Regions from separate parts of the Mus musculus genome. Here regions 1, 3 and 4 are each linked to region 2. A link is a loop called in an ENCODE intact Hi-C map of the cell type or tissue named here. Cell type or tissue: heart. All regions are shown on one strand. Each heading gives the region's core, and the rest is flanking DNA. Links, peaks and the distances in the headings are about the cores only.

Evidence for each region. Peaks named below come from ENCODE experiments on the same cell type or tissue, not always from the same donor. Only the 100,000 strongest peaks of a DNase experiment are listed, where the experiment ranks them.
Region 1: it touches region 2 in a loop (1.8-fold over the local background); 3 of 42 quality-filtered maps call a loop at or near these places.
Region 3: it touches region 2 in a loop (1.9-fold over the local background); 6 of 42 quality-filtered maps call a loop at or near these places.
Region 4: it touches region 2 in a loop (2.1-fold over the local background); 7 of 42 quality-filtered maps call a loop at or near these places.

Annotation. Positions count from the first base shown.
Region 1 is chr15:83,480,875-83,486,106 of GRCm38, forward strand. It overlaps Ttll1 (tubulin tyrosine ligase-like 1), which reads right to left. Exons shown (of 12, transcript NM_178869.4): 12 at 2,895-3,439. The coding sequence ends at 3,310. Among named protein-coding and RNA genes, the nearest start is that of Gm52181, 5.4 kb to the left of the region's middle. In heart, for the core only: a CTCF peak has its summit at 2,843 (motif pointing left); no DNase peak of the experiment used is centred there.
Region 2 is chr15:83,406,238-83,411,627 of GRCm38, forward strand. The region is part of intron 1 of Pacsin2 (protein kinase C and casein kinase substrate in neurons 2); the gene reads right to left. Among named protein-coding and RNA genes, the nearest start is that of Gm41368, 23 kb to the left of the region's middle. In heart, for the core only: a CTCF peak has its summit at 3,007; DNase peaks (open chromatin) are centred at 1,374, 2,250, 2,905 and 4,174; H3K27ac peaks cover 2,387 bases.
Region 3 is chr15:83,467,700-83,473,089 of GRCm38, forward strand. No RefSeq gene overlaps it. Among named protein-coding and RNA genes, the nearest start is that of Pacsin2, 5.8 kb to the left of the region's middle. In heart, for the core only: a CTCF peak has its summit at 1,908; DNase peaks (open chromatin) are centred at 1,892 and 3,912; H3K27ac peaks cover 689 bases.
Region 4 is chr15:83,461,432-83,466,821 of GRCm38, forward strand. It overlaps Pacsin2 (protein kinase C and casein kinase substrate in neurons 2), which reads right to left and starts at 3,175. Exons shown (of 11, transcript NM_001159509.1): 1 at 3,028-3,175. In heart, for the core only: a CTCF peak has its summit at 3,648 (motif pointing left); DNase peaks (open chromatin) are centred at 3,240, 3,980 and 5,140; H3K4me3 peaks cover 2,404 bases; H3K27ac peaks cover 1,965 bases.

The DNA of each region.
Region 1 (5,232 bases), core at 1,233-5,232, 75 kb after region 2:
AATAGTTCACAAATGTCAGAAGTCATGCAAATAATCAGACACTCATCCAGATCTTGGGACCCACCCATTATAAGGGGAAAGTAACAGACTGTCATCCGGGACAGTCCCAAAGAGGGTGAGCACTTGAGCCCTGGGCTGGACAGTAAGCAGTACTGTTTCCCAGCTAATGGTTCCTCATGACCTGTTCTGACACCATGGGCTTCCTCCTGGCGTGTGTTCTGGAAGTTTGCAGAGGAAACATCTGCCGGAGAATATATCACCACAACAGTTTGCCTCTTACACATATCTATTCAGCACGGTCTCACACACACTAGCCACCGAGTCACCAACAAATCACCTATTGCTTATTCAAAATGGTGGAGCATCCTCCATCCTTCCACGGGTCAGCCTGCATGACCCGGGACCTCCCCCTCTTCCAGACCTCCAGACTGTAAGGACCACATAGGTCTAGAACTGCCAAAGCTTAGTGGGCGTCATCTACCCATTCACGGGTAGGGCAGAGGTGGGGCCATGAGCCATGCAACTCACTGTCTCAGGAGCAGGGCACATTGGAGCCAAACCACAGGAATGAGTGACATGAACCAGTTATAGCCTGCGTGTGCCCCTTGTTCCTTCTGAGGAAAATACAGCTAACCCCCATTCTGCAGTTGGGAGTCTGAGACGGGGTCTAGCCATGTAGCTCAGGTTGGCCTTGACCTTGTGTAGCTCAGGCTGACTTTGAACACATGCCAATTATCCTGCCCTAACCTCCTAACCGTGGAATTCCAGCCACATGTCACCGAATGCAAATGAGGACATGGCCATTCCGAGATGTGGTTGATGAGAAGGGGTGAGCACAGCCAGAGGGAGAGAGAGTCCAGAGCAAGGAGAGAAAGTAGTGGACTGAACTTGGCCGGTAGACTGAACGGGGCCACGAGGGGCGGGGGACAACTGAGAGAGGAAGAGGAGAGATGCGTGTGTTTGTTGGGGGCGGGGGACCAAGAGGACAAGGACAGTGTTTGGCTTAATGGCAGGGTTATATAGGAAAGAGAAGCTGGGAGGGAGTGGGGGAGGGGGTGGGGGTGGAGTGAAGCCCCTGGGTTGGAGAGGTTTAGGGTAGGGGTTGGGTGAGAAGAGCTGAGAGGAGCCACAGGTATTAAGTGAGCCTGACCACCCGGTGTGTGTGCTTTGGTGTGCTAACAGGAACCACAGTTAGTCATTTGTCCTGAGTTTCTTTGGGACCCAACAGTCACCACACCAGAATCTCTAATTTTATACTGTAAGAAACCAAAGTCCTGTGAGCCAATGGGACCACCCAGATCACAGCTAATAAGCACAGGTCTGTGTCCAGTCACCAACACACAGCACCTAAGTGGCCCACGGTACAGTGTCCTGCCTAACTGGAAAGTCACACAGGAAAATTGCCTGCCCCAACTGCAGCCTTTGCAGATCCTGATTGAACCCGCTGCATGACTGTGCCTCTCCTCTGACACGGCACCAGGCACACCAGGAGGACCTTTCCTTTACTAGCAGCGACATGATAAAAGCATGCATATTGGGTATGGAGACAAGGATTCACATAAGGTGAAATCTACTCTTGTCCTGCACAGCTAGACACAGGGGACAGGGCTGGGGCTAGGGCAGCTGGGGCTGGGGCTGGGGCTAGGGCTAGGGAGGCTGGGGCTGGGGCTAGAGCTAGGGCGGCTGGGGCTAGAGCTAGGGCGGCTGGGGATGGGGCTAGGGCTAGGGTGGTGTCAGGTGTGACTGTCAGAGAATCCCACTTGTGCTGGGTGGTGGTGGTGCATACCTTTAATCCCAGCAGATCAGCTTGGTCTACACAGCAAGTTCCAGGATAGCCATGGCTACATAGAGAAACCCTGTCTCGAAAGACTTAAAAAACAAAACAAACACTTCCCCATTTTCAAGCAGGGCTTATGTAGGTGGCAGCTGGTCCCCACATACTTTTCTGAGCCCCTGGTGTCCAGGGAGTTCCTTGTGAACTGCTGCAGGCTGCCAGCCAGCAGTGCCTACAAAGCCTGAGTCACAGCAACCTCCCCTTGGGATCTGTACCTGCTTCACTGGACCAGCCTCATCTCCAAACCAAAGTGACAGACACTGGTCCCCAGGAGCACAGCAGCAGGGGCCTTGTAAAGATAAACGCCTGTCTGCTCTGACAACGCCAGAGGGAACGAAACAAAGTGACTCCAGGAAACACATGACATTTCATCTTTTTGAAACACATCATGGTTGTTTAACCCTTTTAAAAATGCAACGTTGAATGAATATGAACACATTTTAAGGAGTTGCATCATGGCTAGGCAGTGGGGGCGCACGCCTTTCATCCCAGCACTCGGGAGGCAGAGGCAGGTGGATCTTTGAGTTCAAGGCCAGCCTGGTCTACAGAGTGAGTTCCAGTTCAGCCAGGGCTATACAGAGAAACCCTGTCTTGAAAAACCAAAATAGATAGATAGATAGATAGGTAGGTAGATAGATAGACAGACAGACAGAAAGACAGAGAGAGAGAGAGAGAGAGAGAGAGAGAGAGAGACAGACACAGAGAGAAACAGAAGAAGAGGAGAAGGAAGAAGAATGAGGAGGAGGAAGAGGAGGAAGGGGGAAGAGGAAGGGAGGGGAGGAGGAAGAAGAGGAGAGGAAAAGGAGGAGGGAAAGGGAGGGGGAGGAGGAGGGGAGGGGAGGAGGAGGAGGGAGGAGGAATAGAAGCTGCAGCAGCAGCTTCATCAGGGGCTGGAGAGATGACTCACATTTACAGACACTGCTCTCGCAGACAGAGGTTTTAGTTCCCAACCCTACTTTGACGAGCCTGTAACCCCAGCTCTGGGTAATCTGGTGCCCCCTCCTGGTTTCCTTGGGTCACACACATGGGACACACACACAAATAATAAGATAAAGTCAGATGTGGTGGCACACACCTTTAATCCCAGCACTTGGGAGGCAGAGGCAGGTAGATCTCTGTGAGTTCTAGGCCAGCCTGGTCTACATGGCAAGTTCCAGGCCATCCAGAGGTACCTATCTCAAAAATAATAAATCTTTAAAAAAGGAAGTTCCATCACATACCGAAGCTGTTGTTTTTGTGTGTGCATGTGTGCGTGCGTGCGTGCGTGCGTGTGTGTGTGTGTGTGTGCATGTGTGCACTTGCAAGTGCTTGAGCCCCAGTGATGTGGACTCCTCCACCTTGCATTGAGTCTTTATTTACAAGGCCTGCTCAGGAAAGCACTCTGGAAAACTGAAATTCCAAAACGGGTGTTTAGCAGGGACTGGGTGGAGCGACTGTGGGAAGGTCCAAGCTGGGGTCCTTCTTCTCGCTGCTGGTCACTTCCAGGTTGTGAGGACACTTCTTCCTGAGTCTCTCGAGCGGCCTGCTCTGGGCCCCACTGGCTGGCCTGGGCGGTTTCTAAGCTCTCGTTCAGCCCCGTCACCCTGGGCCAGCTCCTCGTCATACCTGAAACAGATCACTGGAGAATCACTGGGAGGCCTTGTTCAGGGGCGGCAGTGACACAGTGGCCACTGGGCTGCTGCAGAACAAACACGTCACTAGAAGGAGCCACCTAGCTCCAGATTCTGGCATCCCGCTTCCCTCTCCAGCCCACATGTCACATGAGACCACGGAGCCTTCGAGAGAAACCCAGCTAAACGGTCACTGTAGACAGTCCGCCCATCCTAGACAGACGCCATTTTAACGGGCTCCGGGCAGGATTTGGCACTGGTCTTGGGAGAGTAGTGAATGAGAAACTAGTCAGCCTGGGGGCTGGGGAGATGGCTCAGTGGGTAAGAGCACTGACTGCTCTTCCAAAGGTCCTGAGTTCAAATCTCAGCAACCACATGGTGGCTCACAACCACCCGTAATGAGATCTAATGCTCTCTTCTGGAACGTCTGAAGTCAGCTACAGACGTTCATATTTTTTTTTTAGGATTTATTTTTTATTATCATATATAATATGTATATTATATATGATAATAATCATATATAATATGTATATTATATATGATATATTATATATGATATTATATGTATATTATATATGATAATAAAAAATATATATAAAAAATAAAAAATAAAAAATAAAAAATATATATGATATATTATATATGATAAATCCTAAAAAAAAAAAAAAGGAGAAACTAGTCAGCCAGCCCAGGAGGGTGGTCAGGGAGACAGCTCTTGCCTGCAAACACTTCACACACCCTGTGGGGTAGGGCTAACCCCATTTCAGACAGGGAACCCAGTGTTAGTGGATGGCAGAAAAGGGCCTGATGGCTGTACTCAGCCTGAGGCGGTGCTGAGGAACACCTTGGACCTCACGTCTGAAGAACCAGATATAGTCCTGTGTCCTGCAGCTCTTGCTACCAGGAATAGATCCTGCAAAGGGAACTGCCTCTCCTCTCCACGGCTTCCTTCCACTCTGCCCCAAGCTCAGGTATGCAGAGACGGGGTTAACATCAGGCCTCCTGATTCCTAAGCCAAGTCACTGAGCTGTGAGAAGTGCATTTCTGGGCACTTAAGTATGTTTTGAACCTCAGCGTATTTTTTTACTGGGGCGAGGTTTGTTCGTTATATGGAAGTCAAAGAACAACTTGCAGGGGTCAGCTTTCTCCTTCTACCATGTGGGTCCTGGGGACAGAGCTTAGGCCACCAGGTTTGGTGGGAGTCACCTTTACTTGCTGAGCCCACATGCTGGCCTGGCAGACGCCATGCAGGAAGAGCAGCAGTGGGCAAGTGCGCTCCCAGGAGACGGCCCCTGCCATCTTGCTTGGCTGCAATGGGTGTGCTCTGCTGAAGCACGGCCCCAGAGACTGTCTCAGGGTTGCTTCTTGCTGTTGATGTGCTTTCTCATGTTAGTCACTGCCATAGTCCCCGTTTATGTGGCCTCGTGTGAGTGGACACCGGGAGACCCTCACGGCCTAGAGCCCGATGTGATTACTTCCTGGGTGATTAGCCCACCCTCTTGGGCAAACTTCAGATCAACATGAAGATGAACTTTCATGAATTAATGACTTTATAGAATTCCTGATGTTGGCATTTAGTCTAGGGGAACAGCCAAGTGTGCCTTCCTCATTCTCTGGCTCTTGCTCCCACTCCTCACCCCCCCTCCCCATTCTGCTCCCCACCCCCCTCCACATGCTCATGGCCAGCCTCCAAAACCTCTCTCTAAGCTCTTAACTCCCTCCCCATGCCCTGAATAAACTCTATTCGATACTATACCGTTCATGTGACTAGTCCCTCATGGGGAAGGG
Region 2 (5,390 bases), core at 900-4,899:
ATTTACTTACACAAATAAGCTACATATTTATTCAAGACAAGAAAAACTGTGGTGGTTTAAAGTTGAACAGCCTCCCCTCTATAAGCTCACATTTCAACACTTGGTTCCCAGTGTGGAACTGTTTGGGAAGGGCTAGGTGTGCCATTGTTGGAAAAGATCTGCCACTGGTGGGGAGCTCTGAGGTTTCAAAAGACTTCTTTGACTCCCAGTGTTCTCTCTGTGCTTCTAGTTGTGGATCTTCAAGATGTAAGCACTCAGCCTGGCATGGTGACATACCCTTTAATCCTAGTACCCAGGAGGTAGAGGACAACCTCTGTGAATTTAGCTCCAACCCAGTCTACATAGTGAGTTCCAGGAGCACCAGGATGCATAGTGATATATAACTAAGAACACCTATAGCTACAGAGAAACAGCTCTAAGGTAAGAGGACCAGGCACAGGACATAACCATACTCCAAAAGGGCTTCCAGATCAAAATCCTCTCTTGTCCAAACTCTGTCTCTTCTAATAGGGATACTAATACGAGAGCCATCCCTTATGGATGAGAACCAGCTATCAACAAGGACAGGTAAGTGGCACCCCAAAAGAGCCACACTTAACTCCATAGATTGATAGTCAAAGATTATCAAGGAAGTAACTAGAACAGCTGCCTGATGATGTCACATATGTATTTAGTTACTAAGCAATGGCTAAATTATGCTCCCACAGAAGGCTCTTATTCTAGAGGCAGCCATGTTTGTATCAAATTCAGCAAGCCTGCTTTAGCCAGGTATATAAGTCTTTTGTTCTACGTAGAAGTACGTGGTAAGAATATGGAGCTGCCGTGTTCTGCACACCTCTTAGAACCAACAGGTAGTCTATGCTAAGCCTATGCAGCAAGTTTCTTGATCCTCAAAACCTCTACACACATGTGCTCCTAATGTCACTTTACATGCAGGCAACTAAGTATCCAGGATTCAAACCACTGTTCCAGCACCTGCTGGTTGGATATAGCACCGTATCCTCCAGAGCTGTGCTGAAGGTCTGCTACTCAGCTGGTGTTCCAATCAGTCAGAGGACTCTGGTGACATCAACACATTAATTCCCCAAACTGCTTTTGCTCTAAGACTGAGAACATGATGACATCACTTGGAGGAAGGAGGTCACTGGGAACATGTTCTGGCCCTTTCTCTCTCTCTGGTTCGCTGCCCCTATGGAGATGAGCAGGATGGAAACCATGAGCCAAACCAAGCCTTTACTCCCAGTACACTGTTTTCTCAGACATCTGTCACAGTAGCAGGAGGGGTCGGGGAAGAGAAAGAGAAAAACAAAACCCTAACACAGTCACTCCACAATGCCCGCTGAATGTCCACCACCCTCCTCAGACTCAGTGTGCTGCAGGCCTGAAGGCCACTCCTTCAGAAGCAGAAGCTGTGGCTCTGGGGCTTCCCTGCTGACTGTGGTGGGAAAGCAGGCGCCCTCCTCATGACTCACAGCCCTCCTCTGTGGCACTAAGGGGCTCAAGTGGGCTTTAAGGTGTGGCTGAGTGGTAGACTGCAGGTCTAGGTTCAGGAGTGCATTGGAGATAACAGTTACTAAAGAACTCCAGAAAAGCACAAAAGCACAAAAAGCTATCACCGCTCTTTGTTAAAAACGGACTGGGTCTAGCATATGGTTTGTGAGTTCACACTCTGGTTCACACTCAGACAGTGACTCCTTCCTAAAGGAACTAAGCTCTAAAGCTTGAGCAGTGTTCTGGGTTCCGAGGACTCCCCGTGCTGCTGCCGAGGGATGAGAAGCCAGGGATCTCCATCCCGTCAGCGGGAGGAAGAGGGCACACACTACACATCAAGAGCTTCAATACAAGTTCCAGCAGCTGAGCGAGTGACTTGGGCGCACAGGACTCCCAGCTAAAGGCTCCTCCCTTATGGACCTCTTAGAGGCATGCAGGGCTTCTGCAGGCACTCAGTGAGCTGCCCATCACGCATGAGACAATGGACAGTGCCTCAGCCCAGCTCTTCCTAGAGGCCTCAACATCCCAGTTACATAAGTGGCAAGGACAGCATAGGCCACTGACAAAGCCAGCTTGAGGTATGAAGGGTTTGAGCTCATGGTTTGATGACACAATCCATCAGTGATGGAGATACCCCAGTCTGAGTCAGCTGGTCACACTGCATTCATAGCCCGGAGAGCAGAGATGGGACTCAACTAACTTCCTCCTTTTTATTTAGCCTAGGACCCACACCCATTGGACGTACTGCCCACATTTAGAGTAGGCCTTCCCTTCTCGGCTAAACCTGGATACGCCCTCACAGACTTGACTAGACGTATGTTTCCTAGGTGATTCTAAATCCAGTCCAGTTGATGGTACAATAAACATATAACCTGCCAGCAAGAAACTAATTAAAAAAGCCACATTGGTGGCCAATGCCTGACATCTCAGCACTTAGGAAGCTCAAGAGGCAAAAGGACTGCTGGGTTCAAGGCCGCCTGGGTTGCAGAACATGCCCTAGGCCATCTGAGCCACAGTGTGAGACCCTAAGGCCAGCACACAGTAAGCCCTCCTTAGACAGTTATTAAGCAATCCTGTTTAAGAGGCACTCCTTAGGAATCCAGGAGCAAGAATGTGGCAAGAGTGCCTAGGTTCCTACTTCTAGTGACTTTTCTAGCTGTACAATGTCACACGTGTCCCAGAGCCAGTCTTTTGCCAGCATGCAGAAGCTTAGAGGTTAACAGATGAGGCCACAGCTGCCCTTGGCCCCAGCTGGAGGCTGGCATAACCTCCTCCTACCATTTCAGGCCTGATAACAGGTATCAGGTACACAAAGGATGTGTTACATAAGACGTCTAGCTTCACTTTAATCCCTTTAGTTCATTCCAGAGGAAAAACCAAGAGGCCTTCCTGAGGCCTACAGGCTACTGCAGAAAGCACGGGGGTCCGAGAACTGTGCTTGCCTGTCTTCCCTGAAAGATGAGAGGAAGCTCTCCTCTGAAATCCCTGCCAAGCACTAGCCGCAGAGGGCAGCAGTGGTACACACACGGCCTTCCCAGGCCACTTTCTGTCCCATGGGTACACAAGCTTCTTTCTTACTCATTACCTGCACAGAATATTCTTCAGTCCCTAGGAAATGTCTGCCTCTTCCGAGTCACTGTGCAGCCCCAGGGTGAGGTGGGCAGCCAGCAGTCTTTAAATAAGTGTACACAGTTAGTCATTCATTCCACAAACATCTCCCACATACTAGCAACTGTCCTAAACTGCTAACAGTCTCTGTCCTCCTGGAGTTGATATTCTCCCTAGGATACCCTGCCATGCAGCTAAGTGACAGAGCCACACAGTGTGCTAAATTCTAGGACAGAGGAAATATAGGTGCTAGGGAAAGAAGTGTGAGGGACAGGGACTTGGTGAGATCAAGTATGTCCTCAGAAGACTCCAAAAGACGGGAAGTAGGGACAGGTACCTCTCAGTAAAGGGACAGGAGAGTGACGGGCCTGCTATGTACTAGGCTCAGGGAGGTCAGCACCAAAAGCTGCAGAGGGACCAATGGGATCTCACCTACAGGATGCACAGTAACTTGGACTGGACCTCTGCACTTAGCTTTTCAGAACTAAAACCACGCAGTAAGACATGCTATTTAAAACCAAGCATGGGGCACTTAAGAGCATTTACTGCTCTTGCAGGTGATGCCAGTTTGGTTCCCAGGATCCACGTCAGACAGCTCACAACCATCTGAACACCTAGCTCCAGGGGAATCCGATGTGTCTGGCCTCTTTGGGCACCTGTGCCTCATACACATGTCCCCTTTCACTCACACATACACTCACATAATTAAAAGTAAATCTTAAAAAAAAAAAAAACAAAGCCCAAGCTTGTATATTTTGTATCTGTCCTTAGCTCTGCACATTATCCAACCTCAATGTGAGAAGTTACCATCTATCCTGGGACCTGTTTCAGCTGCAAGTTTACCCTATGGATAAGCTCAGCCAGGAGAGCTAAGAGTTCACTGTGGGACTGTTCAGAAAAAAAAAAAACAACCCTGAAAACTCAGAGCTACTTTGGTGTCCATCAAATGCTGATACTGTAGCGGGGAGAAGTGACTCAGAGGCGTGAGTCTGGCACCAGGGAGGCTGAGGAAGTAGAACCGACAAGGTCAGCTTTCCCAACAGTAAACTCCTGTCTGAGAAAGGAAAGAAAGATGAGAAGAGACTTAAAAGGAGAAGAGGAAATACACTTGAAGCATGGGGCACCAGGCAGCCAGGACAAGGGCTGTGCAGAGATGGAACACAGGCAGCTGCGGGGCAGCATCATACGTGTCCTGCTGGACGGCAGCAACTGTGACCTCTCAAAGCTCATGGCTACACAGTCCTCACTCAGTCACATGTGCCCCTGGCATGGGGAGACTCTACTGTTAACAGCCTCCTGAGCTATTTGAAATGTCATCCAACCACACAGAATGCTTTTGAAAGAAATACCAAACCGGCAAAGACATTTTGTTTCCTGAATGATGCCATGTTGGGATGAAGGGTGGTCCCACATGGCCACATCCCAGGACAAGCCTCCCAGCTTCGAGAGAAATCAGCCCAGTGACCATGCATGCCCCTCCATGGCCTCCACAGCTCCAGCTCTGCTCGCTTCCCACCAAACTGTCAGTCCCCAAGCCTCGCCCTCCCACCCCACCCCCAGAGCACACAGCTCTGACCAAGTGGGTACTCTACTGCCACTGCACTGTAGGTACAGCCAGTTCACGCCTCCTGTCTGCCATGCCCTTCCTGCACTACAGACCTGGGTGAGGCAGGCAGTATCCTAGCCTCAAACTCCCACTCAAAACCACTTTCAATGTCTAACACCTTTTTGTATTTTGTCTGTCTGTCTGCCTGCCTGCCTATCAACAGGGTCTCTCTACATAGCCCTAGCTCTCCTGAAACTCTGTAGATTAGGTTAGCCTCAAACTCACAGAGTTCCATCTACCTCTGCTTCCTGAGTGTTAGGATTAAAGGCTACACCACCACACCACAAATGGGAACTCCGAGGGCGTGGGTCTGTATCACTGCCCTCTTTTCTTCACGGCCTTCTCTGTAGCATCCACGTTTCTTTGGATACCTCACTCTGCTAAAACTTGTCAGACATTTTAGGGGGGGGGGCTGAAGTCTGAGTGACTTTGAATCAGGGAGATGAGATCCACAGAAGGAAACTATTTGAAGAGGTTTTAACTCCAGTGGCTAAAATTACTTTATCAATACACCTGTCCCCTTCCCATTTTATTCTATGTTCTTTTCTTCAAGTCCTTCTAAAGGCTGAAAGAGAGCCCAGCACTACCATATTCATCACAAGTGGGTTCAGCGGCTCAACAACAATGAAAAGCTCAGGCTCTGCTCCCTCCAACCACACAGGCACCCTCCAGCCCAGCTGAGGCC
Region 3 (5,390 bases), core at 76-4,075, 61 kb after region 2:
ATTCACTGCACAGGACATGTGAGAAAGGTCAGAGGCCAACCCACTGGAGAAAGTCCACTCCTTCCACCTTGTAGGGCCCAGGGATCAAACTCAGGTCATCAGACTAGAGAGTAAGCACTTTTATTTGCTGAGACATCTCACTGCCTTCTGACAGACAACTAAGGCAAACTGTCCGTAGCTGCCTGAACTGGCCAGGACTCACCAGATAGCCAAGGGTGACCTTGAACTCCTGATTCTCCTGCCTCAATCTCCCAGGAGCTGGGATTGCAAAAAGTCTTACAGGTGTGTCTGTCCTACATTTCTACTGTTTCTCCTGCCTCCCACTACTTCAGGGCATAGATCCTGGTGGAAACTCTAACTTCTACTAAGTGGAAAACCCATGTGGAAGGTCTGTAGCACAGGACTACCATTTGTGCCAAGTTGGACCAAGTGAAATTTGAATGAAGACCCAATAAGGCCCAGACTTGATTTGATGAAAGTTACAAAAATAAGTTCCCCGTGGAGCTGGCCATGGTGGTGCGCACCTTAACCTGACCAACCACTCAGGTAGAGGCAGGAGGAACAAGAGTTCAAAACCACCCTGAACTCAGCCAGACTCTAACTCCACACAACAGCAGTCATATGCGGTAGTGCAAGCCTAATTTCCTGTATTTGGGAGGCAGAGGCAGGAGGATGAAGAAAGCCACTTGATCTACACATGACCCTATCTTTTTTTTTTTTTTTCAAGACAGGGTTTCTCTGTCTAGCCCTGGCTGTCCTGGAACTCACTCTGTAGACCAGGCTGGCCTCAAACTCAGAAATCTGCCTGCCTCTGCCTCCCAAGTGCTGGGATTAAAGGCGTGAGCCACCATGCCCGGCTCACATGACCCTATCTTAAAATGTTCTGCTTTGTTTGGCTTTCAGACAGAGCTTCCCTGTGTAGCCTTGGTTGTCCAGGAACTCTATCTGTAGATCAGGCTGGCTTCAAACTCACAGAGATCTGCCTGCCTCTGCCTCCTGAGTCCTGGAATTAAAGGCTTGCACTGCAACTATCCTGCTCTATCTTCTGGCCTCTAAGGGCACACACACACACACACACACACACACACACACACACACACTTATAAAAGTTTGGAACATTCTCACATTCTTTCACTGCAATCAAAGATGCTCTTTGGACCATGGGCTATGGAGCCTGCAAGTTGTAAAATGACACTTGGGATTCAGAAAGGAATCTGTGTTGGCAGGACACCCTCCTTCTCCTGTGTAGCTCCTTATCAACCACCCCTGCCAGAGCTCTGATTTTAAGCATCATTGTTTTCAACCCCCCAGGTGGAGGCTGTGGTCCTTTGTCAGGCACCTCCAAGTAACTGTTGCCATGGCAATAGCAACTGGAGGAAGGCCAGGTGTGCACTCTCCTATCTACTCTTCCATCTCCCATATATTTTATAACGATACCTTAGAGATGGTACCTTAGAGATACCCTAGAGAAGGAAGGCAGGAACGGGGAAGAAGAGAGTAAGAGAAAAATGCCCAGTAAGCCCATGGCCCAAGAGTTTAGCGGACATTCTGGGACAAAGGTGAATTTCAAAGCCTCCCCCATCATTTCTCTAAGTCAGAAGACTGGGCAAGCCTGCCTGTCACTCCTCAGCCTCTGCAGGCTTGTCTGATTGGAGAATGAGGATAGCTGGCCCTCCCTCGGAATGGCTGTAGAAAGCAGTTCTGCCTATATGGGAAGTGTTTAGTGTCATGAGCACCAGGCAGTGAAGGCTTGCTCCACCAGCGCTGGGTGCCAGCCCATGCCAGGATGCATCTATGCCTCAGAGCTGCCTCCTGGCCTGAATAGAATGGAAGGGGTGGGGAGAAACAAGCAGCTGAGGTCCCCGCCTCCCTTTCTTCCTAAGAGTGGACAGAACTGGCCTGGCTCAGCCAGCACCACCTGTCTGCTGCTGTCTGTCACCACAGACAGATGCCATCCATGTCCTCTTCCTCCAGCGTGCCTGTCCTGCCCTGTCATCCACATTCTCAGATGACCCGCCCAGGTTCCCTTCTGACCCTCACGTCATCTCCCTTGGGGGAGCCTCCACCCTAGCTGGGACTACTTAGCACCCACATTCTATCTCAGACAGCCCTGTGGGGGCAGCAAGCAGGTGAGGCCAACTCCAGTCCAAGTTTAGGCAACTCTGCATTCATGAATGCTTGACTGTGGCACCCACTTCTGTTTCCCTCGGGATCTGCCGGAGATAATGGACCTGGGTCAGGGAGATGGCTCAGGAGTAAAGTGTGTTGCCCCATCCACCTGCAGACCTCAGTTTGGTTTCCCAGAACAAGCTGGACATAGAAGAGCATCTGCAATCCCAGTGCTCCTAGAGGGACATGGGAGGCAGACACAAGAGAGTGCCTAGAGGTGCTCAGGCCAGCTAGCCTGGGAAACACACTACACACACACACACACACACACACACACACACACATCACAGATACATATACATACACATACCACAGACATACTCACACATACATGCACACACATATCCCACATACACACAACACAGAAAGATTCTTTTTAATGGGGGCTGAGGGTGTGGCTCAGTCAGTAGACTGTTTGCCTAGTACACACAAAGCCCAAGTTCAGTCCTCAGAACCACAGACGCCAGGCGTGGTCCCCCACTCCTGTAACCCCAGCATTTAGAAGGCAGAAGCAGGAGGATCACAAGTTCAAGAGTATCCTTGGATAAATACCAAGTTTAAGGTAAGGCCAGCCTGGGGTACATGAAACCTACCTCAAAGCAGGGGGTGGGGAGGGGGAGGAAAGAAAGGGGAAAGAAGAGAACAAGGAGAAGATGCTGCCAACAAGGATAGCGGGCCCAAGGAGGATGGGAGATACCCATGGGTTTCAATCACGTGACCTAGAGCTGTGTCCCACCCAGTATGCTCATAATCACATGATGGTGGGTTTCTCTCTTCCTCCCGAGGCCTGTGTGCAGTGAATGTCACTCAGTGGTTAAGAGCACCTGGTGCTTTTGTAGGAGTCCTGGGCTGGCTTCCCAGCATCCACACAGTGGCTTATAACCATTCGTAACTCAGTTCACGGGAATCCAACATCCTCTTCCGACCTCCAAAGGCATCAGGCATCTTACTCGATGCACCTGCACACCGGTGGGGTGAGCAAAACACACGCATAAAAATAAATTTATTAGAAAAAAAGAAAACAAAGCACAGAATAAGATTTCATGCCCCAAATGCCACTATTGGGCAGTCAGGGACAGAGAGTGGCCAGAGGATGATATGTTGAACATTTGGAATCCAGAGCCACAAAGTGCAAAGGTGACAGAGGGGACCTATGGTCCTACCAAGCTGAGGCAGTCAGGCCTGGGGAAGTCAGGAGAGCTGCGCCAGGTCCTCCAGCCAGTAGTCAGGGACCCCTTTCAAACTTGCCTCCACCTCTCAATTTCTCCAATGTTCTTTCCCCTCTCCCCTTGGAACTAAATTCAACAGACACAGGGTAGGTAGGTTCCTTGCTACACAACCTCACCTCCCAACATCCCCTGCTAGATGGGGCAGCAGGAAAGAAGATAGGAGCCGGGCGGGAAAGAGACACCTGAGCAGGGCACATCAGGTCCTGAGAGACCCCAGAGTAGGTCCTCAGAGATAAGCAGAATTGGGAAGGTGCCTGAAGGTCAGTCAGTAATGGGAATGTGTGTGGTTGGAGTGGTAACACAAGATCATCCTTCCAGGGTAAGGCCAAGGCTAGGGAGGCCAGAAGGGCCCAAATCCAGCAAGGTGATCTCAGCCTTCTTCCTCTAGGCATATGGATCTCAGAAGCTCCCAGGTGGCCGGGGGTTGGGGTGGACAGAGGAGCAGGCCAACTCCCCCCCACCCCCATCCCCGAACCCAGCTGTCCCTTGGCAGACTGGACGCACCCTTCCTGTTGTGACACTTCTATTTTCTGTGCAACTGGTTCCAGCCCTGGCTCCAGTTTCAGATTGCAGCACGTGCACTCATTAAGGCTGATGGGAGTATCATGTGGGCAGCAGAGAGAGCCAAGCCTGGCCTGGCTAATCACAGGTCAGAGCATTCCAGCAGTGTGCCCAGACAGCTAACTACCCAGTGCCAGACCCTGCCAAGGACCGCCTGGGAACCAGGCACTAACACGACAGCCCCCACAGTCAGAAATTCCCACAACGCAACTGACATTCCTTATCCAAGCCCCACAAAAGGGAGGCTGAACTTAGCCAGCTCTGCCCTACTCTCTAAGAGCCTCCTATCCCATTGCTAAGCATGACCAAAGTCTCCTGCCCCAGCACAGCCATCCAAATGATCCTTTGGGAACTGTCTGTTCATGTTGCTTGTGACCGGGTTGCATAGCCCCTAAGAATTCCATGATGGGGATTCAACTAAAGCTCTTGCATACCTGCGATGGCTGAGGCCTTTGGGGAGGGAAGAAGGCCTGCACTCCTCTCCTCTGATCTCCATCACCAGCATCCATCACTGAGATCTCAGGTCGGTGGGCACAGAGGTGATTTTCCTCATGTCTGCACTCACTCCTCCCCTCTGCCCCTCTCGCCACCATCTCTCACTTAGATCGTAAGTCAGTGTGGGCACAGTTGTTACAAATGACTGATCAACACTAGTATATCGCTACTAACTGAAGTTCACAGCACACAGTAGGGGTTATGCTCTGTGTTGTTTTCCATGGGGTTTGACCAATTCCTGGGCCTACCCTTATCCTACAGAGTCCTGCAACTACCCTAAAAATCTTCACTCTGTGTTCACAACTATAATCCCAGCACTGGGGAGGCAGAGGCAGGAGGATCATGGGTCTCAGCAAAGCCTGGGCTACATAGGAAGAACTTTTTTTTTTTTTTCAGAAACAGTTTTTAAAGTAAAATTGAGAATTAAAACACAGGCATGAGGCAGTGCATTCCTCTAATCAGTCCTAACACTTAGGAGATAAAAGCAGGCACAATAGGAGTCCAAAGTCACCCTTAGCCACATAGTAAGTTCAAAACTACTTTGAACTATGTAAGAGCCTGTCTCAAAGCCAAAACCAAACAAACAAAATCCCCAAAAACCAACCAACCAAAACCAAAAATCCTAAGGTGGACCAGCAAGACGGCCCAGTGGGTAAAGGCTACTGTGTGTGCTACCTAGTTTTATATCAATCTGACACATGCTAAAGTCATATGAGGGGAGGGAACCTCCATTGAAAAAAGGCCTCCATAAGATCCAGTTGTAAGGCATTTTCTTAATTAGTGATCGATGGGGGAGGGCCCAGCCCATAGTAGGTGGGGCCATCCTCAGGATGGTGGGTCCTGGGTGCCTTAAGAAAGCAGGCTGAGCTGGGCGGTGGTGGTGCATGCCTTTAATCCCAGCACTTGGGAGGCAGAGGCAGGCAGATTTCTGAGTTC
Region 4 (5,390 bases), core at 1,178-5,177, 55 kb after region 2:
GTGTTTGTCCACACAAGGACTGTTTGTCCTCTGGAATTTGAATCCCTAAACACCCTTCTGTCCTGAGTATGAAGACCTTGTTTGTTTGTTTAGGTGTTTTTTAACCTTTATTTTTTATTTTATGTGAATGGGTATTCTGCCTACACGTGTGTCTGTACACCATGTGTGTATGGGATCCCCAGGATCTGGTATAATGGGCAGCTGTGAGCTACCATGTAGGTGCTGGGATTGAACTCAGGTCTAACTAGTGCTCTTAACTGGTGAGCCACCTCTAGTTCCCTTTTGTTTTTTTCTGTAACCTTTTTCAGAGGAGAACATTTATAGGATTTGAGTGTTTTGGGCAGTCCAAACTGGCCTCAGACCAGAGATTTCCCTGTCTCAGCCTCCCAAAGGGTAGAATTACAGGCAAGTGCACAGTGGGAGAACTACTCTGTGTGTGCACCTGTGTGCAAGTGCAGGACAGAGTTTGATGACTGTCCACTTTATTTTGCATTAGAGTTCTTAATTTTATGCCATGGCCATTTGCCTGTATGTATGTATGTAAGTGCACCGTGTACAAACATGCCTGGTGCCTCAGAGGTTAGCAGAGGACACAGGATCCCCTGAGACTGCAGTTACAGGTGGTTGTGGTACCACGTGGGTGCTGTGACTCAAACCCAGATCCTCTGTAAGGATCTTACAGCTCTTAGCCACTGAGCCATGCCCCGTCCTCACCTTATTTTTTGCTGGGGGTTCAAGCGCAGGTCCTTAGGTTTGCACATCAGGTGCTTCACTGACTGAGCATCTCCCAGCCCCGGGAGACCTGTCCTTGTTAAGATGGCCTCTAGTCAGCAGACAGCACAGCCATCTGGATATTAAAATTCGGGGGCAGGGGGAGGAAATAAATCCCCAAAGAGCCATTCCAAAGACCACCAGCCACCGTTGAGATCCATCGGGGACAAGTTCAGGCCCATTTAGACATCGGGTCTACTTTCAGGTGTGAGGAGGGTGTGCAGAGGCCTTAAAGGACTCTGCCCCTAGTATACAAATCGACTGCATACCTCAGCCCTGCCTCCCTCTGCTGCCTTCAGGTATGCAGCTGTAGCTCCCAACTGGAAAAAAACTGAGCAGGCACTTCGGCCCATGTGAACATGATTATTACCTACATAATCTAAAGGGTGGCTTCCAGGAAGCCAGGTACAATGGGATGGTAGATAAGGCAGGCCAGAGTCAGCTGAGCGGTTGGTTTCAGGTGAAGCTGGCCATAGAGCACTCACGTATGCTTCACACGATGCCACAACAGTTAGCAATTTTATTACTGTTATTTGATAGTCCATAACATCCGTAACAACCGAGTGATGACCCCCCCCCTTTCAGAACCAGGAAGCCTAAGAATCAGGCCTTAACCCATCAGCATGGACTTTCAGGTAAAAGAAAAGAATAAAAAGATTAAGGGTGGCCAGGTACGGTGTAATACACCTTCAATCTCAGCCCTCAAGAGGCAGGGGCAGGCAGATCTCTGAAAAGTCCAAGCCAACCTGGCCTACTCAGTGAGACCCTGCGTCCAAAACAAACCCCTTAAAACTAAGGGCAACCCCCTATCTTCCCCCTAGAAATGCCTGGCCATTAGAAACCTGTACTGGCACTGAGGACTACGGAAAAGCCAATGGCACCTCTCTCTACCAGACAACATGGAAACTTAGATGTGTTTCTTACATACACACACTTTTACACTAATTATTATGGTTGGAAATAACAAACCCTAGCTCCCCAAACAGCATGAACTAAAATACCATTTCTAGTCCAATGAGTCTTTAAAAATCCTGCACAGAGAGAGCAGATCTAATCAGTCAGCTACTCCTCTGTGCTCAGCTACTTTCCCAAGTAATAAATATCCATCAGCCCAATGATCAGTTTCTTTAAAGCCTCTAAACTGCACACATCACACAAGTTTTTCATGTAGTGGCCTCACGGCTAAAGTAGCATAGCTTCACCAAGGAGACTGCCAAACTCTACAGTTCAGTGTAAATGCACAGACTAGAGTGTTCCAGGAAAGTCAGGAGAACCCCCAACTACGCTAACTCTCAAATCCGGACTTCTGTGGAAAAGTGAATCTGAGCGCCCAGGGACGGAAGAGGGAGGCTAACACAGAACCCAGTTCACCTGGCTGATCCCTTCACCAGGGGCTCCAAGCTGACAATCCCAGAGGTGCAAGACCAGAACTTAAGCAAAGTGGAAAACCTGCAGGGGGTAGGAAGGTGTGAGCTCACGTCCACAACTCGGGATTAAATAGATTTACATCAGGACAGTGCAGAAGTGTTTTTGCTAAACCGCTAATGAGTAGCCCTGGAGACTGTCAGCAACCTACTCCCCCTTCATCACTAAACCTAAGGACAGCTGCGGTCAAGGGAAGCCGACAAGGGCCAGGGATGGTGCACACAGCCCGGACCAAAACTATCTTCCCTCAAGGGGCCAACAAGAACGCAGCACCCCTGGGGCGTGTCTACTTCCAGGTCTAACCTCTAAGGCCTTGAGATCCCTAGCCAGCTCCTCTGGATCCACTCCTGGAAAAAAAGAAAAGTGGACCTTCTCAGAGGGGGTCCGCAAGCCTGGGGTCTTTGGGAAGAGAAGAGAACGCGGCTCTAGAGCCCCCACGGGAGGTAGGAGGGAATTGACGATTCGGATCCACTGAGTCTCGAAAACTATGAAAGTCAAAAAGGACAGCATGCAGCCTTTCCTGTCTCGCCTCACACCCCTAGTTCGTGTTCACCGGTCAGGCTTGGCTCTCACCACGGCGGTCACAGAGTGTGGGGAGGACGGAAATGGAAGGCAAGAGTCTGCAAAGCGCCCCATGAGTGCGTCCGCGTGGGACTCGTCCGCTCCGGCCGCCCTTCGGGCCTCCCGGGCTCCGCCCGCCGGCGCGTGGCCCCCCGCGCGCGGACTAGAAGTTTCGAGCGGCGCGGCCCCGCGCGCTCGGCCCCAGCGCGGCCTGACAGGGGTAGGCGCGGCCACCGACCCGTGTCCCAACCGTCGCGGCGCACCCCTCACCTCGGCCGCCGTTCGCCTCGGGTCCCACTGAGCACGCCGCCCCGGCCGGGCTGCGACTCCGACCCCTTCCCGTTCCGCTCCAACCGAGCTCCCCGGCCCTGCCCAGACCCGCCGCAGCCGCTTCTGCCGCCAGCCGCGACCGCGCCGCCCCCGCCGCGCCCGCTGTGCTCGCCCTATTGGTTGCCTGCATCCAGACCCCGCCCTTCGGCCCAGCGGCGCTCCAGATTGGATAGTCTAAAGCGGAGGCGGCACGCCCCCCCAGAAGCTAAAGGAACTACCTTGGGCTAGCATTAGCGGCCTTTCCTGTCAGTCAAACGAGGAGCTACTACTTAAGCCGCTGAGAGGCCAACACGGGTCACTCCCTGGGAGACGCCCAAAGGACCGGGACTAAAGGACTTTTTTTTAAAGTGGGCCAGAGTTTTGTGGTTTCCCTAGCACCCAGAACAACTGCGGTCCCTGATCTATAATTCAGATAAGGTGGACTTTGAGAAAGTTTCCTCGGATCTGGAGAAATTGCTACTTTTCTAGAGGACCCGGATTCCATTCCAAGTACCTAGTACGTAGAGGCTTACCCTGATCTGAAATTCCAGTTGGAGGGTTATCTGTCTGACGCCCTCTTCTGGCCTTTGTTGGTACCAGGCACGCACGAGGTACAGACATGCTAACACTCATACACACAATTTTTTTTTTTTTTTAAAGAAAGTTTCCTCCAAGCCAGGGATGGTGGCGCACGCGTTTAATCCCAGCACTCAGGAGGCAGAGGCAGGTGGATCTCTGCGTTCATGGCCACTGTGGTCTACATAGTGTGTTACAGGCTAACCAAAAACACAAAAAAGAAGAGGAAGTGGGGTGGAGAGACTTCCCTCCAGAGGATGCCGATATGGCCATCAGAGCACCAGACAATATACAGACTTTCTGCTTCTCACATAGCGCTGCCAGATAGGAGGTTGGCCCTATGAGCAAAGAGAAATAATGAGCCAAAACGGCTAATACCTCGCTGAGCACTACCTCACACAGTCCCGGCCAGGAGGACAGTAAGCGATGCGTGGGTGAGGGTCTGAGAAACTGACAGCAGGTAACTTTCTGGGAACTGTATGGAGTAAAGAGTAAATGGTGGCAGACAGTGGCTAGTGTCTGTAATCCCAGTACTCAAGAGGCGGATACAGGAGAATGGCTGAGAGCTCCAGGCAGCCTACGCAACCGAGTAATTGGAAGAAAGAAAGAAAAAAAGGTAAGGTCAGCCTGGAATATATAGTAAGACCCTGCCTCAACCTCCCTGCAAACAAAACAAAACAGAAAAGGCAGATGTAGTAGGTAGCACTTGGAAGGTAGAACAGGAGGGTCAGGAGTTCAAGGTCATCCCCAGCTACACAGGAAGTCCAGTTTTCAGGCTGGACATAGTGGTACCTGCCTGTAATCTCAGCATTTAGGAGGTAGAGGCAGAAAGATCAGGAATTCACAGTCATCCTCAACTGCATAGAGAGTTCAGGTCAGCCTAAGCTATATGAGACCTTGCCCCTCCCCCACCCAGAAAATATAAAATAACCTCCCCCACTCATATCCTTACAGTGACCAACATTTTCAATATGTATTTATTTATGTATTTATTTAATTACCCAGAGGCTAGCTGTATTGCCTGTAAAATACCCTTTTAACAATGATGTCTGTGACTCCTTCAAGAAAAAAAAAATCATCTCAGTAATTCCAATGTCTAGAAGTAGAGATAGCCAGGCATGGTGGTACATGCCTTTAATCCCAGCTCTCAGGAGGCAGAGGCTGGCAGAGCTCTGTGAGTTCAAGTCCAGCCTGGTTTGCATAGTGAGATTCAGGACAGCCAAGGCTACATATCCAGACTCTGTCTCAACAAAACAAAACAAAAGAATACAAGGTGGGGGGGAGCAGCTGGCAAGTGTTCGGTGAACCTAGCAAAGACAAGGGGCAACAATATCAAACACAGTGACATTTTTACTGTCCCAAGGTGGATAGAATATGACAGAGAGCAAAGACCTCCCAGAAAGCAATGAGCTCTACAGGGAGAAAGAAAGGGGTTCCTCTCCACTGGAGCACTTCAGGCATGCAAGAATCGAGGAGATATGGTAGGGAGGGTTGCTTGGCAGCAAATGGCCACTCCACCCTGCAAGTTCCTTCCCTTCTTTGGGGCTTGATTTTCTCCACTTTAAAACAGAAGTCCAGGAAAGACCAGGACTAGTGAGCCTGCCGGGCTCTCAGGGTGGCCAGTGGCTGCTGACCTTGTCTCAGGGTCTCTCTCGTCGATGAAACTGCTTCCACTTGTATTTATTTTCCTTATTTATTTTGTTTGAGGCAGGGTCTCACTACAGACCAGGCTGGCTTCAAACTCACAA